2 separate regions of the Mus musculus genome follow, and region 1 is linked to region 2. Evidence: chromatin loops called from intact Hi-C (ENCODE). Cell type or tissue: heart. All regions are shown on one strand. Links, peaks and the distances in the headings refer to the core of each region. The heading gives the core; the rest is flanking DNA.

Region 1 (16,152 bases), core at 4,508-12,507, 80 kb before region 2:
CCTCATCTGCTCTAAAAATTACTGTGTTTAAACCACAGTGTTTTCTATTTCTTAAATTTGCAATAAGTATACATCAAAGGAGGGTTTTAGCAATGACAGCCCTGATTTGTAGCTTTCCTAGAAAGACTGGATCATGATGGCACAGGAGATATGGTCTACAGCTTGGTTTTAAAAGTAGTATTGAGAGGTCAAACCTATTCCATCTTAGCCTCCATCTTAAAAGAAAAAAAAAAATCTTAAGAAAATGACCTAAACTAAACCCAAGCTACACCCAAGTACCAGGAATGACCCCACGGCCTGTCCTTCGCCCATAACCCAGAGTTACTCCCTAGCTACTTCCTAGCAACAGTCAATCAAAGATTAGTCTGACTGTTTCAGATGTACTTTCCGACCATTTGTGATTGCCATGGTCTTGCTTCAGAGCACCCACCTGAGAGCTGACAGTACTCATTCTGTTAGATGCTCGTCAGACTGGACACCCCTCACTTGCTCCTATTCTACTGTAAAACTCTTTCCAAATGAGGGTTCAGAGTTGCTTCACCAAACCATCCTATGCTTAGCAGTGAGTAAGGCCAAACTCCAGTGTAAAATAAAGAGACCCTAAGGGGATCATATTGTTATTTGGCTCCTTGGTGGTCTTTTGAGGTTCATAAATGCTTCCAAGCACAATATTAGAAGTTAAACTTTTTCACACGTGTCTTATTCATTCTTCTTAATTTATCTTTGCGAATAGCTGGAGGAGAGTGTTGGAGTTTGGGAAAATATCAAGGCCTCATCAAGTCCTATAGTTTGTCACTTTGGCCCCTCAGCTGAGTCATCTGGAGAGCTGAAAACTGTCCATGGACCCACTAATTGCAGTCTCAAGTTGTCAGATACTGGTGTCCTAAGTGTTCAACTTCTCTGGGTGATTTATGTGGTGGCTCAGACTAAAACCCACTGACCTAGGGAGACTCAGAGGACAGAATGCCTTCTTGATGTCTGAATAAGTCCTCTGGAAGAACATAAAATGCACAAAATGGAATAGCACAATACCAACAATGGGTGAGGGCAGGTGTACAACCAAGTCGTGGTCAGGGCGTGAGGTGAGTGAGAGCAGGTCTGGCCCAGGTCTGGCTTCCAGGAGGTAGTGTTGGGAACAGGAAGTCTGAGTGCTCCCATGCATCTGTGAGGCTCCCCAGGAAACTGGTGCACAGCTGTTAGCTGACTCTGTCCCTGGGCCTTCAAAGGACTCAAAGATTCATCACAAAGACCACTAAAAAAGTAGAGGCAAAAAAGAAATTCCCACTTGCCGCAAACTATCCCCCTTTTGGGTCTCCTATCTGCGTGGAAAGGGTCTCTGGTGGCAAGTGAGTGAAGGAGTTGGCGAATGACAAACAGATACGTAACGAGAGAATGTGTTGAATCTGAGTGTAATGTCACAAAGTGAACAAAGTCTTATATAATACAGAAAACAAAGGGGTAGGATGTCACAGCAAGCAAAGTACATCGAAGTTATCTGACACAAAACAGAGGAATAACCTCAAAAGGACTTACAGGAACCAGGTAATATTTACAGTAAAGATAAAACAGCTCTGCCTAGGGTCAGCTGATGACACCCTAGTCACAATTTGTGCTACTCCTTTGAGCCTTGTGAAAGCTAGTACCAGGGGGCTCTGCTCTAGCTGACCTTCTCATGAATAATACAATATCACAACCCCCCTATTTCCTAGGCCTTAGTAAATTCTTGCATACGGAGGTAACTTGGCTGTTCTTTTAAGTTTCTGTAGGGAATCTCCATTTGTCAGAAGAATTCACCAACTTGCTTCTAATATGCAATGTAGTCTGCTATACCTGGCTGTAATGAAGAATCTAAGTATACTTTACTAAACTTGCTCTGAGATTTCTAAGTCCTCTCCAGTAAAATACTGTAAGAAAGCATGCAAGACCCTCCGTGGTATTGCAGGGACAAATCTGGGCCATTCCTAGCTATGAGAATGCCAAGGTTCCAGGAGGCTGAGTTTCCTTGAAACTCTTTGCCTCAGGACTGCTTCCAGGTTTTTAGGCCTGCCAAGCGAGTCACTACTGGAGTGGATGTAGCACCTAGTGTGCTGTGGGGAGATGCTCTAAGGTGACCCCTGTCCTGCACTTCAGGATGCTGGCCATCTTCACCAGTTTTTGCACCTGCAGTAACCTAAAAATATTTTGATGATAACCCAATCATAACTTTTAGGAAATTTTGTTTTTAAGAATAGTATTACGCTCACAGCAAAACTAAGTGGAAAGTACAGAGAATTTTTTATAAACCACCTGTAGTCTCCCCTCCCCCAGCCTGAAACCTGCTTGCTCAGGGGTGGAGCTTCCCGCTCAATTTTTCTGCCACACCCACTGCTGGAACCTTCGGCTTTGCTGTTCCGAAGCCATCACGTGATCACCCTGCTACTGGACTCCAAGATTATTTGGTGGGAATTGGGCCCCTCCCGCTTCCTTCAAAAACGGAGTGCCGAAATAGTAAAAATTGAACCTTGAGCAGAGACCTTTGTCTTGGTTCCTTCCTTATCTCGCGCAGCCCAGCCCCTCTTCTCTTCCAGGTTTCCAAAATGCCTTTCCAGGCTAGAACCCAAGTTGTGATCTACTGGCCGGACACAACACCACCTTCCTCAACATACACAGCCATATACACATGCTGAGTGAGAAAGAGAATGAGATATAGCAAGAGAGAAGGGGTTGGTAGAGGAAGAGATGGGTGAAGGAGGAGAGGAAGAGAGAGGAGAGGAAGCAGGAGGAGAAGGGAGAGAGACCTTGTCAGCATCAGCATTTCCCATCATTGTGGCACAGATATGAAGACTGATGAACCAGTTTTGGCACAATTGTCACCTGAAGTCCAGAGTCTCTTTCTCTTGCTTCTGTGAATTCTGAGTTTTGACAAACGTATGATAACAGAGATCAACCACTATTGCTTCATAGCGAATAGTGTGTGACAGGACATGGAAAAACCCCAGAAGTGCCAAATTCCCAGTCTTTACAATGAACAATAGTTCCCTCCAGAATCTGCTTCACTCATTGTCTCAGGCTCAGGGGTACCAAACTCCAGTCTCCTTGATAATTGATGATATCTGTCCTCACTCTGAAGAAGCTATCCAGTCATCCCCCGTCTCCTAAATCTCAACTGTAGTTTTTTGTTTGTTTGTTTGTTTGTTTGTGGTTCTAGTTTGTTTTTTAAGAGTTTCACTTGTGTGTCTGTGTGTGTGTCTGTGTGCCTGCCATAGAGACCATAAAATAGTGTCCAATCCCCTGGAACCAGAAATGCAGCACCTCACATGGGTGTTGGGAATAGAACCGGTGTCTTCTGTAAGAACAGCAATGGCCCTAACAGCTGTGCAATCTCAATAGCACTGGGGTTTTACTTTTTTGAGATAGGTCCTTCCTGTACAGTAGGTGAGCCTCTAATTTGAGATCCTTCTGCCTCAGTACCTTGAGAGACAATGTGTGCATGACCATGGCCAGCACAGCTCCAGACTATAATGAATACCATTTAATTTATTGCTGAAGGATACTAAAGCTTGTTGATTCATGTGCTGTAGCAGACAGTTTTATAAGTTTCCAAGTTCTGGAAACTGAGCTAACTACTGTGAGTATTCATGTGCAGATATTTTGTTGCATATGTCAGATGAGTTTTCAGCTGATTTAGGTATCCAGAGTGCAGAGACTTCCAGGAAGTCTAGAGGAAGATTAGAGACTGCCTCTCTGTGAGCCTGGAAAGAAGTTGATTAGAATAAGAAAATACAGGCCATTTCCCAGGGAAGGAATCACAGAGCTTCAGAAGTGCAGCAGGGAATGAAAGGGTCCCTGAAAGGGGGAAGAGAGGGGCACTTGATGCAGAGAAGTGAGCAAAAGCCTGGGTCTCATCCCTGCAGTTTCCCAGGAAGCAGAGGGAGAAGAAAGAGCTTCCAAAGGTGAGCAGGAGCAGAGATGGGCAGTCCTACCACAGGACAGGTCCACAGCCCTCACAAGCCCTGAACCCAGCTGTGGGTTTGATTGAGCTGATTCCTCTGGGTGATGAGTCAGCAGGAGAGAAGAATCCCATTTTCCTACTTGTAACTCAAAGGCCTCACACAGAAGCCATTTTGAAACAAGGCCTCAGTTGAGCCTTCCAGTCTTCACTGAGGAAAAGCCCAGAGATACAGCTTTGGGAAGGATGCAGACCAGGCACTAGGTGGAACAGACAGCAGGAGGCTGGGTTCAGACTGAGCACACAGAGGGAGAGAGTCTAGCCTTGCCCTCAGAGTCAGGACAGACCTCAACAACTATCAGTTAAGACTGGAGGTTGTACCTCTGTGCCTGAGCCAGTAGGTGGAGCCAGTTCTGGCGATATCATTGCTCATTGTTGTAAAGCCTGGGAATTTGGAATTCTGGGGTTATACGTAATAACCATACTGAGTGTCTCTCTAACATAGACACTTTTAATACGGAAAATTCACTCTGAGGAGATAGGATTTTGGGGAAGTAGGGAAGAACATTGCTGAATGAAATGGCATTCCTAGCAAAGAGAAGCAGAATTAGAGATTCAGTGGTGGTGACAGGTCTGTAAGTATAGCCTGGGAACAGAGGAGCATGTCCCTGCAGAGTAGAGTGGGCTTCTGGGGTGTCAGGAGGCTCAGGCCACCACTGTGCCATCTTTCCCCTAGCAATATCTGTGGCCACTGCTCTACCACTGACCCTGACAGCAGCGTGCAGCCCCTTCTGCCACAGCCACTACCACCACCACCACCACCACCACCACCACCACCACCACCACCACTTCTCATGTTGCTCACCCTGCTGGGGCGAGGAAACCTGTCCAGGAGCTGCCTATGTGCCGCAAACACATGTTTTAGCCTGGAATATCAGCACAACAGTGGCCATTAAGAACAAGATGGTATATAGCAGCCTACCCCCTGGAAACACTGCCTAACCACAGGATCACCCTGACTCTGAGCAACAGGACATCTGAGATGAAGAATGGTTGATTTCTGGGTTAAGTCTCCTAGAAAGACCTCCAAGATCCATGCCACTCCACATTGATGTTCATTACCTCTGGAAACCATGAAGTCCACAATCTTTGCTGCCTGTGCTGCTATGTGCAGGGAAACATCTTGCAGTGGGATAGATGACCTGCAGACTGATAACTGAGAATGAGAGACAGGGGCCATTTCTATAACAACCTCCCCCAACCCCAACAATATACAGGCTAGATATAAAGCTACTAAAAAGAGGTCTTAAGAGTTTGTGTAGCCTCCTGAGTGATTACTTGTAAGATAAGGGTTATTTTGAAATAAGCTATCCAAGACAGGAAGTAGACTAGGGATGTTGATATAGACCGAGGCTAAAATTGCACCTTGAGACTGGAAGATCTGAGGGAGCTTTTCAATTCATGAGAGAGAAGTGTTCTAAGAAAGGAACCAGCCATGGGATAAGTATCTGGACCAGGAGAATATGGGAAATCTTAGAAGCAGACAGGAAGCCCGTGTGGCTGAAATAGTGAAAACAAGTACAGTGTGTGTGTGTGTGTGTGTGTGTGTGTGTGTGTGTGTACAAATTTATAATCCCAGCTGTGTCTGTAGCTGTTTTAGAGCACTTGCCTGGTATACATGAAGCCTTAGATCCTTATGCAGAAACCCAGGAAACAGAACACACCTGTGATCCCAATAGGAGTGCAGGAAGAGAGATCAGAAGTTCATGATCGTCTTTGATACAAAGGAATGATAGACCAACCTGCATTACATCATGAGACACCCTCTCCTAACAAAACAAAAATCACAGCACATAGCACCAAAATGAAAAGTAAAATGATTATCCTAAGTCCATTCAGTAAAGCCTACTATTATTAAATCTCCCCAAGCCATCATGTCTCTCCTGGCAAATGGGTGTGAGGGCAGCTTCCAGTCACTCAGAAGGTGATCATCCAGGCGTTTTACCTGAAACAGGTTTATGACATTGTCCTCAGCATCTTTAAGAAGACTATATGTGGTTGGTTGGTTGGTTGGTTGGTTGGTTGATTTACTTATTTGGTTTGTAGGAGTAAAGACACTGTCAAATTTCACAACTGTTCTGGAAATGCTTTCTTGAACAACATTTTACCCTCTAGTTGAAAGATGGGAAAGTAGTCATATCCAGTTTCCTATTTTATACAACTCCCACACTTCGGGAGCCTCCTTGGACAATTTATTAACAACTGAATGCTGAACCCAGGTATGGAGAAGCTTGGCTTCAGCCCTTGAAAGATCTCCTCTCACCAAGCAGCTTTGGCCAGCCTAGAACTCTCTGCATAGCCATGCCGCCATACAATGCAGATCCACCTTCTCTTGCCTCCCCATTACTGGCACTAAAGGAGTGCACCACCATAGCTTGCACTCCCTAAACTTTGGAAACAGAGTCTATGAGCTAGATTTATTTTTTTCAACTCCCCCATTCTTATGGGCTCCTAGTAAACATTGGTTAGAACGATGTTAGTTAATGCCTTCCAGGAAGTATAACAAGAGACAGATGTCCCTTCTGCCCTTATTCCAGGAATTCCTGGTCTCTCCAGTTCATTCTGCTTTCTGGAATGCAGTTTATTTTCCTATAAATCTAGAGGGCTGGTCCAGGTGTTGAAGTCCCCCAGGCTTACAGTCACATCTAAAGTAAGGATCTTTGGTGCAGATGGAAAACAGCCCAGGGCACACTAGTGATGCTCTCACAGGCGCTCCTGTAATGTTTATTCCAGTGAGCAGATGCTATCTAGTGGGTGGGTTGGAGAACTGGAGACTCAGTTTTTACAAAGAACAGGTGAGAGTGTGGCCAGGAGATAAGGATGAAATTACAAGAGAGACTTGTCTTCATCCATAAATAGCTCTGAAGAGTTCATGGGCAGCAGATGACCAGAAGGAGAGACTAGCAAGAAGTCACTTTCCCCTAAGTACAGGTAAGTGGGGATGTCTACTGCCTTATGCTGAAGAGAAAGAGTCAGGATAGTGTTCCTTGGAGTGTCTGTACCATGTGGAATTACGTGAGAAGTGATGTGGGGTTGAACGTGGGACATTAAACAGTGGTGCTTGAGCCCTGAAACATTAGAGTAACTTAACCATCCAGTAGGGTTCTGTGGATTCTTGCAAAGTGAATCTATGTTTGAATAGAATAATGGGTTTTCATAGACGACTATGTGATGATATTTTGCCAGTGCAAGTACATGGACAGCTTTTAGAACTGGGATTTTTTTTTTTTTCTATGACTAGGAAGTCGTTTAGCTGATTAACTATCAAGGAAAATTTTTTTTGTTGTTGTTTTGTTTTGTTTTTCGAGACAGGCTTTCTCTGTGCAGCCCTGGCTGTCCTGGAACTCACTTTGTAGAGCAGGCTGGCCTCGAACTCGGAAATCCACCTGCCTCTGTCTCCCAAGTGCTATGATTAAAGTCGTGCGCCACCTCGCCGGACTGATTTTTTTTTTTTTTTTTTTTTTTTTGTGGATCTGACTAAACGTATGAAGCTCAGGATGAAGTGACTTCACCCACTGTCTTAGTCAGGGTTTCTATTCCTGCACAAACATCACAACCAAGAAGCAAGTTGGGGAGGAAAGGGATTTTTTGGCTTACACTTCCATACTGCTGTTTATCACCAAGGAAGTCAGGACTGGAACTCAAGTAGGTCAGGGAGCAGGAGCTGATACAGAGGCTATGGAGGGATGTTCTTTACTGGCTTGCTTCCCCTGGCTTGCTCAGCCTGCTCTCTTATAGAACCAAGACTGCCAGCCCAGAAATGGTCCCACCCACAAGGGGCCTTTCCCCCTTGATCACTAATTGAGAAAATGCCTTACAGTTGTATCTCATGGAGGCATGTCCTCAACTGAAGCTCCTTTCTCTGTGATAACTCCAGCTGTGTCAAGTTGACACAAAACTAGCCAGTACACCCACTGAGCCATCTTTCTGGTCCTTGATTAGCATCTTCCTTCATTGAGGAAGCCATCCACCCACAGCTTCTGCAGACACCCCTGAACCCCACTCATGTCTAAGCTGACACCCTTTACTTCCATTCCTCAGCAAAAATCCTCTTCCTTTCTGTCAAAAGAAAAAAAATCATCCAAGAGTTGAGGCAGAGGGATGGAGAAATCAATACCTTGTTTCAATAATCTTCAAATCATGCAAATACACACATTGTTTATACTTTCTGTTTATTCTTCGAGCTGAGACTTATTTTGTACCCCAGACTGGCCTGGATCACATTGGAATCTCCTTCTCTTAGTCTACTGACTGCTAATATGGTCCACACACATCACTCTGTCTTATATTTTCATTTGATTTTGACATGTCTTCAGGTGTCTCAGTCTGACCTCCACATTACAAGTGACTAAAGATTACGTTGATCCTCTGACCCTCCACTACCAAAGTTCTTGAATTTCATACAGGCAGACACCACTGTTCCTGGTTGTTCTGATGTGGAAGACTGAACTAGAAATTCATACCCACGAGACAAACTGTCTAGCATCTCATACACCCAGTTCCCATACTGATAGTTTTATCATTTAGAAAGGAAAGGGGAAAGAAAACTTAGCATCTTAACAAGTATTTTCCGTCCGTCTTGAGAAATGGAGGCATGGCTTTAGGGGTTAAAGGTCAGTTTTGAGACAGGAATGTATCTCATAATAACATACTCAAACCCCAGATATCTCCTCCAACCCTGTGGTGGGAGAGGCTCTTCCCTCCTCCGCTGATAGCCCCTCCCCTCATGCACAGCTCAGGCCTGAGTACCTAACTCATCCCCTGCAGACCCCCAGCCTACAGGAAGTCCTTGTGCTCTGCCTTCTGAGCCCACAGACTGAGAGTCTTGATTCCTTCCACCACTTTGCTCTCTGTTGTCTCTTCCACAGTGAACTCCTGCAAAGACTCTAAGGTGCCCTTGCTTGTCAGCCTAGCAGTCACAGCAGTCCTCAGAGGGCACCAGCTCCTGGGACCCCCACACCCCAGCAGTGGCTCTCTGTGTCCTTGGGGAGAGGAAAGTCCCCACAAAGTGGCTCCTGAGCCCTGTCCCTGCTGTATCCCCTGTTCTTCTTCATGGCTGTTCCTCACTGTCCCAGCTGCCCTGCCCTCTCCCCTGTCACAGGCACTCTCCTGCATCTGAACCTTTGCCCTCTCTCTCTTCTCCCCTCACAGCTTTCTGGTTGGCTAACCCTCTTCAGCCTTGCTCAGATCCCTTCTGTGTGACAGTGTTAGAAGACATTTCAGCCTGACAGTGCAGGGTAAGCTGCCCCCTGCCCTCCAGCACGGCCCTGAAGCTCCCTGGCCTTGCTGGATGCTTTCTTTGTAGTTTATCAGCACTGTTCATGTGTTCATCCATGCGGGAAACAGTGAATTCTATATTTTTGTTTTTTAAACAAATATTATTTTCTATATATTTTCTATGTATGTGTTGCATGCAATAGTCTAGATATAAACCAGATTTTCTTATGGCCTCATAACTAGCTACATCTTTAACCATTGATAGAGGCTGGAGTCATAAACTCATGTTTTCTGTTAAAAACAGTAAACAAATATATAAAATGAGTAAAGTTGTAGTCTTATGTTACTATTTTCTATTTTAAGCTGGACACCTTGGAATTTTTATAAATCTATGCTACTAAAATTATTATACGCATATCATTTAAAAGATTTATGTTTATTATTTTTAATTTTATGTATCTGTATGTGTGTTTATGTATATATATATGTTTGTGGTGATGTGAGCACAGCTGTCTAAGCAATGTCTGATGCTTGTGTATCTCAGGTGTTAGTGGCTATGAGCCTCTCAACCAGGGTGCTGGGAACCTCTCCCAGTTTTCAAGTTTTCTGTAAGAGCAGTTGGCACTCTTGACCAATGGTCTGTTGTAGCAGCCGAATGTTATTGCTCTAGTGAGAGTGCCCCCCCCCCTTTTTTGAGACTGGCTGTCCTGGAACTCACTCTGTAGACCAGGCTGGTCTCGAACTCAGAAACCCGCCTGCCTCTGCCTCCCGAGTGCTGGGATTAAAGGCATGCGCCACCATGCCTGGCGAGAGTAGTACTTCTGGATCCTCCCCCAGCCTTGCTCTATGAGTGCTGACAGTGGAACTAAGTTAAAACCTTCAAAACCCTTGTCTTTGACGTCTGTGGGACAATGTGCATAGGTCCAGTGGTTCACATTTTCCTCAGTCAATGTTTCTAATATTGAACTTGACTGAGACTTTGGGACTAGCCACTGTGGCTACTGAGCGGAAAGAGCCTGCAGTCAACCACAGGGCAAGTATGGCCATGAGACGGATGCTCCTTGCTTAGCATTCTACCAGGGGAACAGACTCTTCTCCCTGACTTCAATTTTTCTGCTTACTGTCTTCCTTGTGTTGAGACCAGAATGAGACTGAAGGCTATGTGTGGGAAGGAGCAGGAAAGAGGAGTGTTTTGGAAGACAGGAGGCCCCAGCAGAGCAGCCTATGTGATTCAGACAGTCAGGATGAGACCTTCTCAGACACAGTGTGGTGAGGGCCACAGCCAACCAGAGTGTCTCCTCATTGTCCTGCAGGTCACCATCATGATGTCCCTTCAAGTCCTCATTTCAGGCCTCCTACTCCTTCTCCCAGGTAAGTGAGAGGTGGTGGGGGATGCCCGGGAGGATGGGGGTTCAGACAAATACATTCCCTGGGGGCAGAGTACAGGTTATATAGTGAGCAAAGAACCAGGATGAAGATGTAGCCACAAAGATATTTGTTAAGCTCCATGAATTTCAAAATGCATGGCTCAAATATAAGACCCACAAGACTGTCACATGGATGTAATATTTAAGTAAGGGTGAGTACATGTGTGTGCATGTAATCGGCAATGCATGAGGGCTACAGGAGGGCTGCAGAAACTGGCCCATATTCCATTGGAAAAGCCTTCATTTTCAATTGTTTAATTAAAATACTAATTGAAAATATTTTATGATATAGTTTCAAACAGTTAATTGCATATTAATCTTTTCAGACAAGGTCCAAGGTAGCTTTGGTTGTCCAAATATAGGACAGACAACTGCAAATGACCTTGCTACACCTCAACAGCTAAGATCTAGGTAGGAGCCCCTACATCTCATACAGATTCTAGATATTACAATCTAATCTCTAGCAAGTGGAACTGTGGAAGTCATTAATTCTTAACATACATTTGTATAATTTTATTATGATAGTATGTATTATATTCGTGAACGTAAAAAAATGTATTTAGTAAAATTAGAGCGATGAGTGTTCCAGGGAGAAGTACAAACCCATTACACACTTATTTCATACAACAAAAACCGTGCTTTCTCAGACCCGTCCCAAACACACAGGCCAGACCCAGGCTAGGCAAGAATGTAGTGACCGCCCAGTGACTCTCACAGTTCACTGTTCTGTGTTGTTTGCTTGTTTCTTTCTTCCTGTGCTGGGATCCAACCCAGGGGCTGGTGTGGTCCAGATGAGCATGGCATCCTTGAGCTGCATCTTCAGCCCTCAGAGTCCCCTCATGTGGAAGCACCTGGTAATAGGGAATTCGGTCCATCCTCTCAACAGATACACCAAAAAGTTGTTATGCTAGCTTTAAAATAGGCATGATTTAATCCTTGATTTAATATTCTGATTTTGTGGTCTCACATGATGAATCTTGTTCAGTTTCTGTAATGTTATCAACACATACAAAGGAATCCTTTTTCAGGTTTTGGTTTTGGTTTCTCTTTGTTTAGGATAAGCTTTGAGGACTGATCACAAAAGCTCACCCCTTCTGGGTTATTTTTATAAAACCCATTCTGAGCTTGGCCTGGTAGTACACACCTTTAGGGAGATAGAGGTAGGCAGATCTCCATGAATTCAGGCAGCCAGCTCTATATAGAGTGTTCTAAATACTGAGGTCAGTCAAGGCTACACAGTTAGAGCTTGTCTCAAAACCAAAACAAAACCAAAAAAAACAAAAAAACAAAAAACCCCAAAACAAAACAAGAAAAAACAAAAAACAAACAACTAATCAACAAACAAACAAAAAAATGAAAACCATATGAACAAACAAAAGTCAATCTGAAAATTGACATTGAAGTTAGCAAAGTTCTGCCTTTACACCATCAATGCTGAAAGACAGACAGACACACACACACACAGAGACAGACAGACAGACAGACAGACACACACACACACACACACACACACATACACACACATCCTGGGCTCTGCTCTTTTTATAGAGAGAAGGATGAAGAGTGAAAGATTTCTTTTAAATAGCATTGAGGGGAGGGATAGGAGTGGTTTGACACGTGGTCTCATAAGGCCAGGTTGGTCTTCACTTCACTGGTCTCCTGCCTTCACCTTCGAAGGTCATCTTTTGCAGGAAGCAGAATTTTTAAATTTTTAAAATATTTGAGAGTCAGTAGAGATGCTTGTAGTCCCTTTTCTTTGGAGTCGGAAGCCAGAGGATAGTAAGAGAGCCTGCACTACAGAGCAAGGCCCTGTCTTCAAACCAACCTACAAGTCAGAGATAATGGTGCATACCTTTAATCCTAGCAGGCAGAATTGGATGGATCTCTATGAGTTACAGGCTAGCCTAAAATGAAGTTGTCCACCAGACATTGGGACGAAAGACAGATGTGTGGACTTTGCAGGGTCAATTTAATGCCTGTTAGGGTAGAAGTGTGAGACTTTTACATCTCTTTCCCTTGAATTGTTGGCTCTAACTCTAGGGGTAGATGCCTTTGGAATTGGTAAGGTTCTGGGGGATTTTGGGAACTTTTGCTGATTAGCTATATTTGGCTCAAGCAAGGATGTCGGGGCAGCTTCTACAGCTCCTGATTGGCTGCCCGTGAGGGTGGTTCAGGCTAGGTGGTGGGACAACTTCCTGATTGGTTGCTGGTAAGGGGTGGGTTTCCCTGGAATTCACTTGTTTTGGACTTTTCCAGTTGTGGGAAACAGAAACTTAGGCCTAGTCTCCCAAACTGTCAGTTTGTGGCCAGTCATGGAGTCAGCCTGGCTCTGGCTAAATCTGTCCTCTCAAAGGAATTGAATCATGAGGATGTGATTTCTTTTGGTGATGTTTCCTAACGTCCTTTACTAAGAGTTAACAGTGACAATAGGAACCAATACTAACTTGTCCCTATTTTTTTTTTTTTAATTCTAAACATCACTGTGTAATTGTTCCGTCTTGGCAGTTGTTACTTGTGTTTTTTATTTATCTATTTTATTTTGAGGATGAATATCACTGTGCGGTACAGATGGCCTTGCTCTCTACTCAAGTAGATCAGGGTGCCTGGAAACTCTCTAATCCAACTGCCCCTGTCCTTTTTTTTTCTTTTTTTTTTTCTGCCTTTTTTTTCTTTTTTTTTTATTAGATATTTTCTTTATATACATTTCAAATGCTATCCCGAAAGTTCCCTATACCCTCCCCCCGCCCTGCTCCCTTACCCACCCACTCCTGCTTCTTGGCCCTGGTATTCCCCTGTACTGGGGAATATAAAGTTTGCAATACCAAGGGGCCTCTCTTCCCAGTGATGGCCGACTAGGCCATCTTCTGCTACATATGCAGCTAGAGATATGAGCTCTGGGGATACTGATTACTTCATATTGTTGTTCCACCTATAGGGTTGCAGACCCCTTCAGCTTCTTGGGTGCTTTCTCTAGCTTCTCCATTGGGAGCCCTGTGTTCCGTCTTATAGATGACTGTGAGCATCCACTTCTGTATTTGCCAGGCACTGGCATAGCCTCATACGAGACAGCTTTAACAGGGTCCCTTCAGCAAAATCTTTCTGGCATATACAATAGTGTCTGGGTTTGGTGGCTGATTATGGGATGGATCCCCGGGTGGGGTAGTCTCTGAATGGTCCATCCTTTCGTCTTAGTTCCAAACTTTGTCTCTGTAACTCCTTTATGGGTATTTTGTTCCCTATTCTAAGGAGGAATAAAATATCCACCCATTGGTCTTCCCTCTTCTTGATTTTCTTGTGTTTTGCAAATTGTATCTTGGGTGTTCTATGTTTCTGGGCTAATATCCACTTATCAGTGGGTGCATATCTAATTCTTGGACAAATGGATGTATCTGGAGGATATCATCCTTAGAGAGTTAACCTGTCTTTTGACTAATGGGAACAAAGCCCGTGTCACTGTGCACAGCGGCTTGGAATCATTAATAGTGAGTTGTTATCAAGCTTAGAAATTCTTTCACTCGTCAGTGTTTAAAAGTCCTCTATTTGGCTCCTCACTGGGCCCACAAGAGATGCTATCTGATCCCTAACAACCACTTTGTATAATTTCTCATGACTTAAGCACTCTGAGCTGACTCTTCTGCTGTCCCGGGACCTTCATCAGCTCCAATGCACTTTCCCATCTACCTGGGAGAAAAAATGTCACAGAGCAAGCAAAGAGGAGCTCCTGAGATGGTTGTTTTCTTTCTGCTTGTTGTTCCCATTTTGACCTCTTGATTAGGGTTTTCAGTTTTCTTGGTTTTCAGTTGTTTGGGGGGAGGGTTGTTGTTGTTGTTTGCATGATTGCTTCTTTCTCCACTAAATTTTTACTGTTCAGGGAGGGTTTGAATTGCTTTCATGCCTCTGTCCATACATTATATTGGACTAGCAATCTAATCGTTTGAATCTAATTGTGTGAATAGTTTGTACCTAGTGGTATGAATAGATTTACTGCACCTCAGCCACACCCATTGCCTGCTGTGTTGCCCTCACTATCTTTCACACTGAGTGACAGGAGTGCTTGCCCCTCAACACCTAGTTGTTGGTTCCTGAACCCAATAGACCCATTACTTAGGTGTCCCTTTAAGGGAAAGGGGAGTGAGGGCCAGCAAGATGGCTCAGTGGGAACAGGTGCCCATGACTGAGCTAGATTACCTGAGTTCAATTCTTGCAAGCTGGTTGCTAGAAGGTGAGAATCAGCTCTCTCAAGTTGACCTCTGACCTCAACACTTTGCCCATGGAAAATTATGCGCACATACAAACAAAGGAGGGAAGGGGAGAAGAAAGAGAGCAAGAAATGAAAATAAGTGAGTAAATACAACTTTTATAAATCTTAGAAGTGGGTTGAGCCCTACCTCCATTAGCTTCCTGCATGTAACAGGTGAACACATTTTTCACATCACATCCATTAAGGAGAAGAGTGTTCAGAGCAGTTGGTCCGAGTTCCTGGGTTTTCTTTTGTAGTTGGCAGAGTCAGGAGTGACTGCTGCTGCTTCCGGGGAACCGTGACAGCCGGCAGAGCAGTGTGTGCTCCAGCTGGAGCCCTCACTCACTGTTTCTTCCAGGCACCGTTTCCTGTTACTTCCTGTCTAGGATCTCTGTGCACTCTCAGACCATCAGTACAGTATTTGGATTCATACAGCACTTCTGATTTTCCTGATTTGTGAGTTACAGGTTGAACCTGCATTGCCCAGTAGCAAATATGCAGTACTTCAAGCTATAAAATCTCTTGGGCATTGCCTTGATAAAAACACCTAGAAAACTGAGTTCCATAAAGTATTTATATGCAGAATTATCAGTGGTTTATAAATGTACATGTAAGCTATGAATATGAACTGTATGCATATGAAAGCTACATCTATCCATATTTAGACTTGAGTACCATCTGTAAGCCATGTATAAATTTTTTTTAAATTCCGAAATACCCAAATTCTGAAACTCCTTGTACCAAAATATTTGCATAAGCGATATTCACTATGTTTCTCTTATATTGGAAAAAAAAGCATAGAAGACTGTGTCTACTCTCTATCCAAAAGTACCAATTATTTGTGTTGGACTTTGCATAGGGACTTTCATGGGGCAACTAGGCTAATTAGCCTTCAGCTATGATACAGTGCTGTGTGCTTTCAAGAAGAAATCAATATGAAAGCAAGGGAAAGCTGAGCAAGAAGAAAGAGTCTTTTGCTACACCTGCTCCATAGCACAGCAATGAGAGGCTGTGCCTGCTCCATAGCACAGCAGTGAGGGGCTGCGCCCAGGCAGAGGCTCCTCTCCTGAGCTTCTGTTCTTTGTCAGTGACCAACAAGGACATGGCAGGGAGGGTGAGAATAGACAGGCTCACCCATAGGAGGCAGCTGCACTGACAACATGGAGATGAGAACTGAGCCCAGGTTCCTATGGAAACACTTTATAAATGGCAGGAGTCAGATCCTCAGATGTCTCTAAGCATCTGTGATATAGAGAAGGTATGGGGGCTGGGAGAGATTT
Region 2 (16,152 bases), core at 3,803-11,802:
GAAAAATTGGTTTCGGAATCTGCATAGCATCTGCATACTCTCAACACTAACATGGAGTGGGGAAATGGGTGCAGCAACAAACATTGCCTTTCCACAGGGGCTGGTTGTCTTGGAAACAGCTGCAAAGATGACATGCATGGTACACATTTCCATACAGCATGTGCACAAAACATCAGGTGGCTATAGGGAAAGGAAGTGGTTTCAAGAGAAAAGAGCTGGGGTTTGTGGTCCAGCCTTTCCCATCGGCTGTGGGAGGTTTTTACTTCAGATTGTCATGGTGGACTGGGATTTGAGCTTCTAGAGCCCACAGAGGAGCAAATCCCAGATCGAAACTGACTCGCTTTAACTCATGGGTGGGGTTTTGACATAGTGGATTTTGTCATCTCTATACCATTGCTACTACTGAAATGTAGAACCAAAATGAGCATCACCATTCAGCCCCAGGAAGGACAGCTGTGCTGAGAATTACAAAGAAGTTCAGACAAAAACTTTTCTGTGCTTGGGTCAGTATCATGTGTACAGGGATGGAAACAACGTAGGGTCAGAAAGCTCAGATGGTGCAATGTACAACTGGCAGGGAGTGGTCTTCAGGTGATTATTTCATCTCATGTTTGTATTTTTATTTTTCCTCCTTTTTGAAGGAAAGAGAGAAAAGAATGTTGGGTGGGTAGGGAGCCAGTGTGATCTGAGAGGAGCTATTGGACAGGAAGAAACATGACCAAAATATATTATATGAGAAACACTGACTAAAATTGTTTGTTTGTTTGTTTTTTAAAGGAGGAGAAAGAGAAGGAGAAAAGGAACAAAAAGAAAGAAACCAGGAGAAATCTTAAAGACTGCATGTTCCAAAGCAACTGACACAACCTGGGACAGCTTACCTTTCTAGACTCTTCTTTTTTCTGTGTCTGCACTCTAAAATGGGGTGGAGGGAAGTCGGGAGGAGTTGAAAGGAAAAAGTGAACATCCCATCAAAAACATTCACGATATTTTCTTTTAATCAAGAGCATTGTGTCTATTTTTAACTAACTGTCCACTGATAACCATGAACTCTACAGGATATGTCTTCTCTGTATTCATGGCTGCATGCATACACCTGCATAGCATTCCTAACATGCAAGAGCGACATTGGTAAATAATCTTTCTCTAAAGAAAAATGAAGAAATCTGGTTTTTTTTTAATTGGCTGGTGGAAAATAAGCTAAACATGGACTCTCCAAGTGACCTGAGACACAAGGTTTTACTAATGGTCTCATTTATCAGGAATCCTATTAAAAACTCCACTAAGGTAACACTCTATGCTGACTTTGGCTCCTTCCATAAGTAATTCGGGATGTGTGTGCTACCACCAAGGCCTCACCCTCCCCTTCCTGTCAAAGACATTGAAACTCCCAGGAACCACACTTTCTCTGCGGAGAATAAAAACCTTGGACTAAGCAAAGGAGCATATTTGTAGTATTTTATGCAATTTCTATTTTCCCTTTTAAATATTATCTTACTTTTGTAGTCTAAAATAGCCATGAACTATGATCCTCTGTCTCAGCAGACTGAATCCTGGGATAATAGGCTCATATCACCAGGGCCAGCTTAAATAACATATATGAACAACCAAGTTCTAAATGTTAGGAGGAAACATCCTAAAATATGACAGGCATATTCTCATTTTCAAATTTCTGCCCAGTCATGTGAAACAGGTCAGGAATGGTCTCATGTGAGGCATCTCAGATGGTTCCCATTCTTGCCCAGAGAATGGGCTACATACACAGAAACACGTGTGCACTCCCACAAACCCTGCAGGGTAAGGACATGCAGGCCTGGGTGCCACCCTCAAAGATCTCTGTCTCAGTGTTAGTCATGCAGTTTCCCATCCAGCATCTTATGTGCCTCCTCTATTAAATCTATTCCAGAACATTCATCAGTATCACCAAGGGGACAAAAACACATCCAAAGGCTAAGCTAGAACATACCATAGGTCTTATCATGGTCCCTTTTGTTCCAGATCACAATCTTGTACAACAAATTCTTATACCATAGCATTTAATTCTTTTCCTCTAAAAAAATCCTGTGACTTTCTCTCTCTCTCTTTCTCTCTCTCAATCTCTCTCTCTCTCTCTCTCTCTCTCTCTCTCTCTCTCTCTCTCTCTCTCTCTGTGGGGGGGGGCGCGTGTGATTCTAGTGCATAGAATCTATGCACTAGAGTCTAATCTGGGGACATATGGGAGGATGTAGCTACAGTGAGTCACCCACCCAGGAGCTGCAATGGTACGCAGTCAGAGCAGTGCATGCTCCTAAGAGCTGAATCATCTCTCCAGCCCCACATTAAAATTCTTCATAGAAAATGTGGTTTTATTTTTTCTTGAGATAGCCAATGATTAAAATATAAAAAATATGCTGTAACCCCAGAGCACAGAGGCAGAGGGCTAAGGTGTCCTATGGTGGTCTCAGCTACATAAGTTCAATGCCACCCTAGAATATATGAGATGGCTCTGTTCCCTGATGGCTGGAACCAATGCCCTGGTCCTCCAGCCATGAGGCAAGATCTACATCTTTATAAAACTACTCATGAAAGCTGCTTATGGATGCAGTCTGATTAACGCCATGTAATCAGACAGAAATGCAAAATCCATCCAAATGCCCTGGAGCAGGTGACCAGGGATTACCATGTACTGGAATAAGCATGAGACAGGCTGGGCATCACCTTAGGCCCTGTCATAGCTCAGCACTGATCTACTAGCCCTAAGCAGACAAGTGAGAGATGGGTTCAACTGAGATCAGGTCTTTGTCCATGTATGAGCCTCATCATGGATCACAGCCCCAGCTTCTCTGCTTAGTTAGTGAGACCAAAGACACGTTAGCTCAGCTTTGTCTGCTCTGTCTCCATGGCTACAATCGGCATGTTCAGTAGGACAAGAGGTAAGTTACTCCCAGATACTTCTTGACAAATACTGTTGTGAATATAAAATAATGTTTGTAAGTTTTGAGACAGGGTCTCATGTATTCTAGGCAGGCCTACCACTCACTATGTAGCCAGTGTGATGAACTTCTGAGCCTCCTGCCTGCACTGCAGAGTGCTCTACCCACTGAATATTTACTTTATAGCATTTCCTGGTTGTAAGGTGCAGTGGTAGCTAGCCTTTCTCATTCATCTTCACACACCTTTTCAACCTTCCCAGGAGATGGAGTCTGGGAAGCTCATCTGCAGCTTCAAGAAGCAGGCTGCTGGGGCTAAGCATGGCTGTGCACATCTGTGATCCCAGGACGACCAATAGAGCCAGGAGGGTCAGGAGTTCCTTATCCCTCTCAGTTCTGTAGGGAATTCAAGGCCAGCCTGGTCTCTAGGAGTCCCCCACCCCCATCCTGTCTCAAAAACAAAGAAACCAAAGCCCCAGACACCAGCACACACAGGAGTGCCAGTTCTCTACGCGCTCCTTCATGTACCTAAAGACAGCCTGACAGATGCATAGTGCCAAGTTTTTACTACTTTCTTTAGTTTAATTCTAAATCATTTCTTCTTGCTGGTCAAGACAACTGTGTGCACTTAACTGCACTCAGGTACAACTGTGTCATGCAGGACTTGCTAAATCTGCACATGTCTGTTCAGTTAACAGAACTTTCACCATGGCATGATGGCTTCTGATATTTCAGGTACAAACATAAATATGTATCCTTTGGTTAGCTCACTCTTTTGTAACCTAACTTTTAACCATATAAAACAAATTGATCACTGTGTATTTACCTCCTCAGTTGTTGTATAAAATATCATTTATTGGGACAACTAACAAACTTGCCCATCAAAACAAACTATCTAACACCCTTTTTAGACTCAAAATCTTTTCTTCCTTTCAATGGGTTTATTATCATATATTTAATGGGTTTTTTTTTTGAGACAGACTCTTACTAGTAACCCAAAATGCCCTGGTAGTCCAGGCTATTCTCAAACTTGGTATCTCTTGTTTAAGCTGCCCCAGTCCAAAGATGAAAGCATAAGCAACTATGCTTGACTATTTTTTTCTTCCATTTAGAGGAATTTTTGTCTGGCTACGTGGCTGCTCTGGAATAGGATCATATCCAAACACCTTCTAGCTCTGTGTGATCTGGCTGGAGCATAGACATGCTTTTAATACCAAGAGATAAAGGCAAGCAGATCTCTGAGTTGAAGCCCAGCCTGGTGTAGAGCAAGGTGCAGGTAAAGAAAAGCTTAGGTGCAGGCAGGCTTGTACTCGCCTTTAACCCCAGCTCTCAGGAGGCAGAGGCATGCACATCTCTGATTCTAGTCAGCCAGTCAGTGAGTTGAGAGGTGATGCAGGGGGCTGGAGTTCATGGCAGTTCATTTCGTGGAGTTCTCAGGCAATTTTTACAGGGACAGTTTTACAGACACAGGTTGCAAAGAGAAGATTCTAGATACAGCTGAAAACAGACCAAGCCAGAGAAGGAGAAGGAGCCAGAAGATTATAACAGATTGTCAGAGTTATGTAGGGCAATGCAGTGAGAAGCTAAGAGAAGTCAGATGGAGTCAGTCAGTTTAGAACGCAGTCTGGGCCTGAAGAGCTGAGTTAACTCAGCCAGCCAGAATCCACAGAGAACCAGGAAGAAAGAGCTTATTCAGTCGTAAGCCTCCAAAGTGACAAGTGCATATGGCGAATAGAAGTTACAGCTCTGTTTCTTCTTTTTTTGAGACAAAAGCGTATGAGCTAACTTGACAAAGTGTCTAAAGGCAAAGTGATTGCAGGAAGATAGACGTGTGAATCTCACTATGAACACACCCAGGGATGTGCTTACACAAGGGCAAGGTGAAGACGTCACTGTGGTAGTCCAAACTCCTAAGCAAGAATGAAAATTAATTGTTATTATAAGCATGTTAGATTTTCACTACAGAGACTACGTATATTCACGCCAGCTTCTATAATGAGTTAAAAGTTAAATAGTTCTGGGCTTCCTTGGAGTAGGTCCAGTTATGTTGATAGGCTTGAATCTACTTGAAATTCTAAGTCTCCTTGAAGAACTTGTTGGAACTCCTGAATATAGAAATCAATATGAAGCAAGGGAAAGGTGAGCAAGAAGAAAGCAGGGTCTTCAGCTACACTTGCTCCATAGCACAGCAGTGAGAGGCTACGCCCTGCTCCATAGCACAGCAATGAGAGGCTACACCCTGCTCCATAGCACAGCAATGAGAGGCTACACCCTGCTCCATAGCACAGCAATGAGAGGCTACACCCTGCTCCATAGCACAGCAGTGAGAGGCTGCGCCCAGGCAGAGGCTCCTCTCTTGAGCTTCTGTTCTTTGTCACTGACCAATGAGGATGTGGAAGTGGGAGGCAGTGCAGACAAGCTCAGCAATAGGAGGACTCTGTACTGACAACACGGAGATGAGAACAGAGCCCAGGTTCCTATGGAAACGCTTTATAAATGACAGGAGTCAAATAGATCTCTCTAAACATCTCTGTGAGAAAGAGAAGGCATGGAGTCTGCAGTTATTTTTTACCTTTCCTTGGTAAGTGACTGACTGCTCCCGCAGATTACAGTCATCTTCAATGCAAGCAGTCCTGGAAGGACACAGCAACTGCATCATGGCTGAAGTCTAACTAGACTAGTTGTTCCCATGCAAAACCCAACACAAAGAATTAGTATTTTTGGCCAGGCCTGGTGGCGTACGCCTTTAATCCCAGTACTTGGGAGGCAGAGGCAGGCAGATCTCTGAGTTTGAGGCCAGCCTGGTCTACAGAGTGAGTTCCAGGACAGCCAAGGCTACACAGAGAAATCCTGTCTCGGAAAAAAAAAAAAAAAAAGAATTAGTACTTTTGGATAGAGAGTAGACACAGTCTTCTATGCTTTTTTTAGACATAAAGAAACATGGTGAATATCACTTATGCAAAACATTTGATACAAGGACTTTTCATAATTTATGTATTTCTGAAAAAAAATTAATTTATGTACGGCTTACAGATGGTATTTAGGTTTAAATATGGAAAGATGTTGCTTTCATGTGCATACAGTTCATATGCATAGCTTGCAAGTACATTTATTATAAACTACTGATAATTCTGCATATGAATACTCCATGGCATTGAGTTTTCTAGGCGTTTTTATCAAGGCAATGCCCAAGAAGTCCTGAAGATTTGCTACTGGGCAATGCAGGTTCAACCTGTAACTCACAAATCAGGAAACTCAGAAGTGCTGTATGAATCCAAACACCCTACTGAAGGTCTGGGAGTGCACAGAGATCCTAGGCTGGAAGTAACTGGAAACGGTGCCTGGAAGAAACAGTGAGTGAGGGCTCCAGCAGGAGCACACACTGCTCTGTTGGCTGAGACAGGGTCAAAGATGACCTTGGCTGTCCAAATTAATATGTAACTCATTATTTACTCGTATATCATAAAGTGTTTTCAATTAGTATTTTAATTAAACAATTGAAAATGAAAGGCTTTTCCAATGGAATATGGGCCAGTTTCTGCAGCCTTCCTGCAGCCCTCATGCATTGACGATTACATGCACAAACATGTACTCACCCTTACTTAAATATTACATGCATGCACATATATTCATCCCTTACCTGACAGTCTTGTGGGTCTTATATTTGAGCCATAAATTTTAAAATTCATGGAGCTTAACAAACATCTTTGGGGCTACAGCTTCATCCTGGTCTTTGCTCACTATATAACCTGTACTCCGCCCCCAGGGAATGTATTTGTCTGAACCCCCATCCTCCCAGGCATCCCCCACCACCTCTCACTTACCTGGGAGAAGGAGGAGGAGGCCTGAAATGAGGACTTGAAGGGGCAGCATGATGGTGACCTGGAGGACAATGAGGAGACACTCTGGTTGACTGTGGCCCTCACCACACTGTGTCTGAGAAGGTCTCGTCCTGACTGTCTGAATCACATAGGCCTCTCTGCTGGGACCTCCTGTCCTCCAAAACACTCCTCTTTCCTGTTCCTTCCCACATATGGCCTTCAGTCTCACTCATGGTCTTGGCACAAGGAAGACAGAAATAGATAAAAATTGAAGTCAGAGAAAAGAGTCTGTTCACCTGGTAGAACCTTAAGCAAGGAGCAGCCTTGTAATGGAGGTGCACTGGCCCCATGGGTTCTTCCTGCTCAGTAGCCACAGTAGTTGGTCCCTAAGCCTTGGTTTAGTATTAGCAAGATAGACTGTGTATAATGTGAAGCATTGTGTCTAAGCACATTGTCCCACACAGGTCAAAGACAAAAGTTTGGAAATTTTGAAGTTTTAGTTCCTCTGTTAGCACTGCTAGACTCTAGTGAGAGGCAACAAGTTCTACTCTCACTAGAACACTACCATTAGGCTGCTACAATGGCTCATTGGTGAAGAGTGCCAACTGCTCTTACTGAAAACTGTGAGAGGTTCCCAGCACCCTGGCTGAGAGGCTCACAGCTATTATCAGGAGCATCAAACATTCCTTGGACAACTGTGCTCACATGTACATATCACCACAAAAACATACATGCACACACACACACACATACACACACAGATACATACAATTAAAACAATAAACATAAAATTTAAAAGTGATAATATGCTTATAAAAACTTTAATATCATAGATTTATAAAAATTACATGTCCAACTTACTATAGAAAATAGTAATATAATACTAAATTTTTCTCATTTTATGTATTTTTTACTATCTTTAACAGAATACATATTATTCTATGACTCTAGCCACTATCAACGGATCAAAGATGTAACTATGAGACCATAAGAAAATGTGGTTTGTATATTGACTATTGCATGTAACACATTCATCAAAAATATATAGAAACTAATATTTGTTTAAAACCCATAGAGGGATGGAGAGATGGCTCAGTGGGTAAGAGCACCCGACTGCTCCTCCGAAGGTCCGGAGTTCAAATCCCAGCAACCACATGGTGGCTCACAACCATCCATAAGGAGATCTGACCCCCTCTTCTGGAGTGTCTGAAGACAGCTACAGTGTACTCACATATAATAAATAAATAAATCTTTAAAAAAAAAAACCATAGAATTCACTCTTACCCTGCATGGATGAGCACGTGAGCAGAGCTGTTCAACTACAAAGAAAGCATCCAGCAAGCTTCCGAAGCTTCAGCTGCAGAGCTACATGGGTGTGGGCACAATTTTAACCTGCACTGCTAGGCTTACATAAACTTTCTGATACCTACACAGAGAAGGTAATTGAGCAAAACTGATGAAGGAACTGTGAAAGAAGCCAGTCAGAAAGGGCTGTAAGGGCAGGAGAGAGAGAGAGAGAGAGAGAGAGAGAGAGAGAGAGAGAGAGAGAGAGAGAGAGACCAAAGGTTCAGATGTACGAGAGAGTGCCTGTGACACATGGGAGAGGGCAGGGCAGCTGGGACAGTGAGGAACAGCAATGGGAAAGAACAGGGGACACAGCAGGGACAGACAGGGATCAGGAGCCACTTTGTGAGGACTCTCCTCTCCCCAAGGACACAGAGAGTCACTGCTGGGGTGTGGAAGTGCCAGGAGCTGGTACCCTCTGAGGACAGCTGTGACTGCTAGGCTGACAAGCAAGGGCACCTTAGAGTCTTTGCAGGAGTTCACTGTGGAAGAAGAGACAACAGAAGAGGAACATGGTGGAAGGAATCAAGACTTTCAGTCTGTGGGCTCAGAAGGCAGAGCACAGTGGGCTTCCTGTAGGCTGGGGGTCTGCAGGGGATGAGTTAGGTACTCAGGCCTGAGTGTGCATGAGGGGAGGGGCTATCAGCAGAGGAGGGAAGAGCCTCTCCCACCACAGGGTTGGGAAAAGATATCTGGGGTTTGAATATGTTATTGTGAGATATCTTTGTGGCCCAAAGCTGGCCTTGACCTGACCCTAAGTCTCAATCGCCCAAAGGTTGGGATTTAAATACTTGTTACAATGCTAAGTTTTCTTTCCCCTTTCCTTTTCAAATAATAAAACTAGCAGTATGGGAACTGGGTGTATGAGATGCTAGACAGTTTGTCTAGTGGGTATGAATTTCTAGTTCAGTCTTCCACATCAGAGAAACTAGGGATGGTAGTGTCTGCCTGTATGTCATTTAAGAAGGTTGGTAGTGGAAGGTCAGAGGATCAACATAATCTCTAGGTACTTATAATATGGAGGCCCAACTGAGATACATGAAGACATGCCAAAATCAAATGAAAATGTAAGACAGAGTGATGTATGTGGACCATATTATCAGTCAGTAGACTAAGAGAGGGTAATTCCAATGTGATCCAGGTCAGTCTGGGATACAAAGGAAGTCCCAGCTCAAAGAATAAACAAGAAACCTATAACAGTGTGTGTATTTGTATGATCTGAAAATTATTGAAGGGAGGTATAGAATTTACCATCCTCTTGCCTCAACTCTTAAGTTTGGTTGGTTGGTTGGTTGGTTGGTTGGTTGGTTGGTTGGTTGGTTTTGGTTTGGTTTGGTTTGGTTGTTGTTTTGGGTTTGTTTTGTTGTTGTTGTTGTTGTTGTTGTTGTTTTGACAGAAAGGAGGAGGATTTTTGCTGAGTAATGGAAGGATGGGATCCAGGTTCCAAGTAAAGGGTGTCAGCTTAGACATGAGTGGGGTTCAGGGGTGTCTGCAGAAGCTGTGGATGGATGGCTTCCGCAATGAAGGAAGACACTAATCAAGGACCAGAAAGATGGCTCAGTGGGTGAAGTCACTTCCTCCTGAGCTTCATAAACTGAGTTAGATCCCCAAGCACACAGTGGTTAAAGAATAGAATAGACTCCTGAAAGTTATAATCTCTCTGTGTATCTCTGTTTGTCTCTGTCTCTCTCTGTGTCTCCGTATCTCTGTGTCTGTCTCTTTCTCTGTCTCTGTCTCTGTCTCTGTCTCTCTGTCTCTCTCTCTGTCTCTCTCTCTCTCTCTCTCTCTCTCTCTCTCTCTCTCTCTCTCTCTCTCTCTCTCTCACACACACACACACACACACACACACACACACGCTCATGCTTAATAAAATAGAAAGTGCAGAGTTAGACTTCACAACTGTTGCGAGGTTCTAATGAGTGTCCACTGAGCCATATTTGCTATATTCTATGACTCTTGTTTTAAGTTCACTGTAGGGATAGGTGAGGGATGTGGGGTGGGAGGACCACTGTGGGAGAGTGAGAGCCTAACAGCCAGCAGCAGCTGGGTATTGGTAAAGCCCAGGATCAGGAAAGAACCTGATCAGTAAAGCCCCAGCCACCAAAGCTCCAAACTGGGAAAGGAGTGAGGGAAATCCCCCTAACAGATACAAACATTTAAAAATATTTTAAAAGCCCTTTTCTAAATATTTCCCCAACAGTTAAAGAATTCAGCGACTTTCCCAGTCAGTGGAGAACAAAGCCCAAATCTAAATTCTGAAATCCCAGCTTCCCTGACTGGCCACTCCCTTCCCATCTCCAACACTCAGGAAATTGAGCAATGCTTAGTCCCTTTTGCCCTTGGCTGTCTTACCTCTAACCCAAAACCTCCAATGCCTGCAGTCAATTGAGGTTCTTTTTCATACTGCATACAAAATAATTTGCAAACCACAGAAAACAAAGAAAACACTGCAATCTGTTTGTGCTCTCATATTCTTGGTCCTACCTTCATATTATTATATAGTATTAATTGGTACTTACAGACATGGCCCTAAATAAATAGGGCTGACTCTTAAGAGTACCCGACTACTTTAGAGAGTTTCCTTCTTATTTCTCATTTTAACTTTAATTAAGAAGGCTTTAATAGCTAATCTATGAAAGTCCATTATTTCACTTAAACAGAGATTCAGTTTCCAAGAATCCACAGAACCCTACTGGATGGTAAGTTGCCCTAATGTCTAGGGACTCAAGCATCATTGTTTAATGTCTCACGTTGAACCCCACATCATCTCTAAAGGAATCCCACATGGTACAGACACTGTAGGGAGCACTGTCCTGATTCACTGTCTTCAGAATAAGACAGTAGACATCCATCCCTACCTGTTACTTAAGGGAAAATGTTTCTCCTTCTGATGCTCAGATACTGACGGACTCTTCCAGAGCTATTTATAGATGGAGAGAAGTCTCTCTTGTAATTCCACCCTTATCTCCTGGACACACTCACTTGTTCTGTGTGAAAACTGAGTCTCTCCAGTTCTCCAACCCACCCACTAGATAGCATCTGCTCACTCATATAAACATTACAGGAGCGCCTGTGAGAGCATCACTAGTGTGCCCTGGGCTGTTTTCCATCTGCAGCAAAGATCCTCACTTGAGGTGTGGCTCTGAGCCTGGACTTTAACACCTGGACCAACCCTCTCAGTTTACAGGAGAATAAACTGCACTCCAGGAAGAAAAATACATTTAGAAACCAGGAGTCCTTGAAGCAAAATCAGAAGGCGCTTATACCTCCTGGAAGCCATCAACTAACACCTTCCAATTATTGTTAGCAGCCCTTACTAAGAATGGGGGAGTTGAAAGAAATAAATCTAGCTCCTAGAGTCTGCTTCCAAAGTTTAGGGAGTGCAGGGTATGGTGGTGAACACCTTTAGTGCCTGTGCTGGGGGGGGCAGAGGCAGGCAGATCTGTATTGTATGGCAGTGGGGTCCTGCAGAGAGCTCCAGACTGGCCAAGGATGCTTGGTGAGAACTCATCTTTAAAGACCTGAAGCCAAACTTCTCCATACCCTGATCTACCTTTCAACTGTTACTAAATTGTCTATGGAGGCCGCCAGAGTGTGGGAGTTGTTTAAGATGGGAAACTGGGTATGCCTACTTTCCCATCTGGCAATTAAAGGATAAAATGTTGGTCAAGGGGCCCAAAAACTAACCAGTTTGGAAACCTGTCTGACCCCCATCCTTGTTGGATCTGCCTGCCACCCCACCTGGGTCTGACTGACCCACAACCTCCAGGACACAGCCTGCAGAGTCAAGTCTTCCTGAGTCACAGTCAACATAATAAGATACCCTGATCTCCATTTTCTAGCCCACAGCTTACCCCCACCTTCCCGAGAAGTCCTGCTGCCATCAGGATTAGCCAGCCAACACCAAGGGAAGCCAGATGCTTAAAGGACAGCTTAAGAACACAGTCTACACAATGGAATACTATTCCACTCTTAAAAACAAAGACATTATGAAGTTTGCAGGCAAATGAATGGAACTTGAGTATATTATCCTGTGGTAACCCAGATCCAAAAGGACATGCATGTACTCACTTATAAGTGAATATTAGCCATAAAATACAGGTATCATGTTATACTCCATAGTCCCAAAGAAACTAAACAAGAAGCAAGGCCCAAGCAAGGAACCTTGAATCTCACTTAGATGGGGGGGGGGGGGGTAAAATACTCATAAGAGAGGGATGGAGGGAGGGAGCTGAGAAGGAGGGGAGTGGGGAGGGCGACTGTTTGGGCTCACTGTGGGCAGCATTGAATGGGAAGAGTTTGAAAAGAGTCATGATTTCATACATGTTTTATATGGCTTAACTGCTTTCCTATTTAGATGTGTATATATAAATGCATTGAAAATAATTCATGTTAAGCATTGAAACAAACCCTGAGTACTTTAAAACATACATACTTCTTATTTGTCAAGTTTGTTGTTGTTGTTGTTGTTGTATACTTTATTGGGGTGGCCCACCCATTCCTTGGGTAATCAACAGACAACTAGCTCATATCCCAGATCAATGGGCTGTTGTCATGAGCAACAATGTCCAATTTTCTGTACATCACCTTCCATTAGCCTGTCACTACATGTCCACAGAAGTGATGCTTGATTCTCCCCAAGGCTCTGTATGTGAAGGACCAGGACCCCAATATATGGGAGCTGACAGCCATGCCACAGACTCAGCCTCCGACCAACTGAGCAAGAAGCCCTGCAATTCTCTGTATCTCAAGCCAGCCTCCTACTGTCCAGCCCAGGTTGGCCTGGACCTCATGGTAATCCTCCTGCTTCAGTCTCCTGAGTGCTAGGACTGCAGGTGTGATCCAACATGCCTTACTTGTTTGTTTTGGGGAGCAATGGGAAAGTGTCTCATTGTTAAATACCTACAACTTGCTTATGTAGCTCTTTTGACTTCAACTTCTAAATGCTCCTGTTTCCACCTCCCTCCTGACCTCCAGGATAGACGGGCATCGGGGAAGTAGCAGTGTAACCAGAGAGCTAAGGCAGTGCCTACACAGAGCTGCCTTTGATTTTCCTTGACACATACTCATGTTTTCATGAGTAAGCATAAGTCCTGGCCTGGTCCTTTTCAATTGGAGAAAGATTATTTCAAGGCAAAGATACAAGGATGGTCATAGTGATGCTATTTGTAGTAGGATATGATTGGAAGCAACCTAAATATCCAACAGTGGGGGACCAGGTAAACATACTTGATATATTCATGATACAAGCAGTGAGCCTAATTGAACAACCTCATATAGTCTACTGATAATCACAATGCTATAGAGAAAATTAAAGCGAACAATCATGTGTGCAGGCGTTACCAGGGAACACAGGTGTGGATGTCTTTTAGTGTTTGGGCCCTGGGAGGGTGAGCTGCAGAATGAGAAGAGGTGAGAGAGGGGTCGTGCTTGCATGTACCTTTCAGTACCTTTTTGAATGCATTATCGCATACATGTGATTGTTCTTATAAAGGAACTTACTTGAAACTTCAGAACAACACATGAGGAATTTCAAATATGCAAGCTTTTCTGTTTTGTCAGGGGGATTATTTATAAGAGAGAGAGAGAGAGAGAGAGAGAGAGAGAGAGAGAGAGAGAGAGAGAGAGAGAGAGAGAGAGAGAGAGACTGCCTTTCCTTTGCTGGGAGCAGATTAGTCATCTGCCCAGACAGGTGAACTATTTACCTAGCTAGCCAACAGTGTCCAGTTTTCTGAGTGTTGACTCCATGAGCCCTGGCTTGTATCTTCAAAGACCTGTGCACACCTCTCTCTGAGGGCTGTGACATTGAAAGGGGAGGTGTCAAGGACACACAATGCAACACATGGGAGATAAAAAATGTAAGTTCTAATGCGTCAACTCAGTCCAGTGGGGCAGACTTGGTAGGGAACAAGCCTAGGTCGCCCAGGCTGGCTACAAACTCACTACAGCTCTGCCACAGGCTCCTTAGCACAGGGATTACAGGCTTAAGTCATCATTTCTGGGCTGGTCATTTCTTTTCTTTTTCTTTTCTTTTCTTTTCTTTTTTTCTTGGTGTGACCATTATACTTTAGAGATAGAACTGTAGAGCCTAGAGTGGTCCTTTGAAGCCTTCACAGTCCCTCAGGAAGGAGCCCTCACAGGCACTCAAGGGGGAATTCCAGGCCCTCAAAACCCTTCCAAGAGTAGCCATCACAGTCCCTCAGGGAGTAGCCGTCAAAGTCTTTCAGGGAGGAGCCCTCGAAGTCCCTCAAGAAGTCCTGGCAGCCCCTCAAGGAGAGAAAATTGTTAAGCAGTATGAAGGCAAATGGGTCCATCTTTTAACCAGGACTGGAGCCATTGGGAGTACTCACTTAAGACTCTTTAGATTTATTTATGTGTTCGTGTTGTTCTCACATGGATGTCTGTGCACCACAGCCCCATGGAGGTCAGAAGAGCCACTGGATCTCCTGGAACTGGAGTGATGGATGATTGTGAAGCTCCATGTGGGTGCTGGGACTCGAGTCTTGGTCCTCTGCAGGAGCAAGTGCTCTTAAGCACTGAGCCTCGCCTCCAGTGCCAGGAATACTCATTCTTAATGATCTTCCTAGGAGACTGCAAAGTTTGAGAGTCAATGGTTTGAATGGAGAGCCTCCAGCAAGTGGGTGATAAGGCTGATCATGTTCAGCTCCCTGACCACCCTCTTGTGTATGGCGGCACTCACTAGACATGATCATTTCTTTTCTGAGAGACAATTTCATCACTCAGGCGATCCTGGAACTTGCTATATAGTTCAGTCTGATCTCTAAATCAGATTTTCCTGTCTCCACCTGCTGAGCACCAGGATCAGAGGCCTATGCGATCTTAATAGGTATTTCAGCAGGACTCTCTGCTGCCTCTCAAAGTCAAAGAATCATTGGCACAGCCAATCCTCCTCCCAACAGGGCAGCCATAGTTTCCTCATTTATTCTGTGATGCATTGCTTGCAGAAATGGACCCACCACTATCACCATCTTGCCCTCCTTTCCTTCTGTGTAGGGCCTTTGAAGATGCTTAAATAGTTGAGGTCGGTATGAGTGCCTGTCTGCTCTGTACTCTACCTCCCTCTGGGACATTTGTGCCTGTGTGCTGGAGCAAGGAACCCTGCCCTTGGTCACAGTGTGCCAGTGTGGTGTTCAGCACTGAAAACAGAAATGTAACATATCATAAATCGAGCAAATTCCAGATAAAGGGGAATTTCTACAAAGGAAACATGTCCCTAACCATAGAGAATGTGACGCGATCCGGCCAAGGAACCTATTGCTGCAGGATACAATTCCCTGGTTCAGTGAATGATAAAAAATTAGAAGTGAAATTAGGCATCATGGAACCAAGTGAATGGACCTTTCCATGTCATCGGTGTCCATCAGCATCTCCTGTGAGTCATGGTATCACAGAAACAGAGGATTCTCGAATCTGATTTCCCTAGTGACAGTCCTGGGGGTGGGAAGGGAATTAAAAGCCCTAATGTGTGAAGGCCTGGGGTGTAGCTTCCACATGCTTTCAAATTCCAGGGAACAGTCTACAGTAGCAGAAGAAGGCCTAGAAAGGCTCAAGACCCTGACTGATCGTTAGCATCACCTGGAGAGTATCACGTTAACAAGTGCTCAGGTCCCACCCTCAAAAAAGGATCATTATCATCTCTGGAGTCACTGTCTGAATTTTCTCCTTTTATAGCAATCTCCTCCAGGTCCAGGCAGGACTGTGAACCTCTAGGTTGTACAAGGCTTGTTGTGAGTATCTGTATGTGTGTGTTCTCCTGTTTTTAGATTTACATTACATGAGCTAGGGATGTCGCTCAGGGATAGACTGCTGACATTTCATGAAAGAGACTGGGATTAAAGGTTTGTACCACATTGCCTGGGAAGCCAAACCTGTATGTCTTGTTGGGGTGAGAAAAAGGCACCATGTGTAAGGATTCTGCATTAGCCATATACTACCCTGGTGACTTGGACCAAGGCCTTTCTGTTTTTCTGGTTTACTGTCTCCTCTTTCATCCAAGGATGGTCACACAGACTTTTGACTCACCCATTTCAAACAAATATCCCCTGCATTGAAAATAATTT

The links. A loop is a pair of places that touch in the nucleus more often than their neighbours do. Peaks named below come from ENCODE experiments on the same cell type or tissue, not always from the same donor. Only the 100,000 strongest peaks of a DNase experiment are listed, where the experiment ranks them.
Region 1: it touches region 2 in a loop (17-fold over the local background); 7 of 42 quality-filtered maps call a loop at or near these places.

What each region holds. Positions count from the first base shown.
Region 1 is chr11:46,619,992-46,636,143 of GRCm38, reverse strand. It overlaps Dppa1 (developmental pluripotency associated 1), which reads left to right and starts at 6,870. Exons shown (of 6, transcript NM_001163358.1): 1 at 6,870-6,919; 2 at 10,519-10,576. The coding sequence starts at 10,528. In heart, for the core only: no CTCF peak of the experiment used is centred there; no DNase peak of the experiment used is centred there.
Region 2 is chr11:46,539,040-46,555,191 of GRCm38, reverse strand. No RefSeq gene overlaps it. Among named protein-coding and RNA genes, the nearest start is that of Gm12169, 23 kb to the right of the region's middle. In heart, for the core only: no CTCF peak of the experiment used is centred there; no DNase peak of the experiment used is centred there.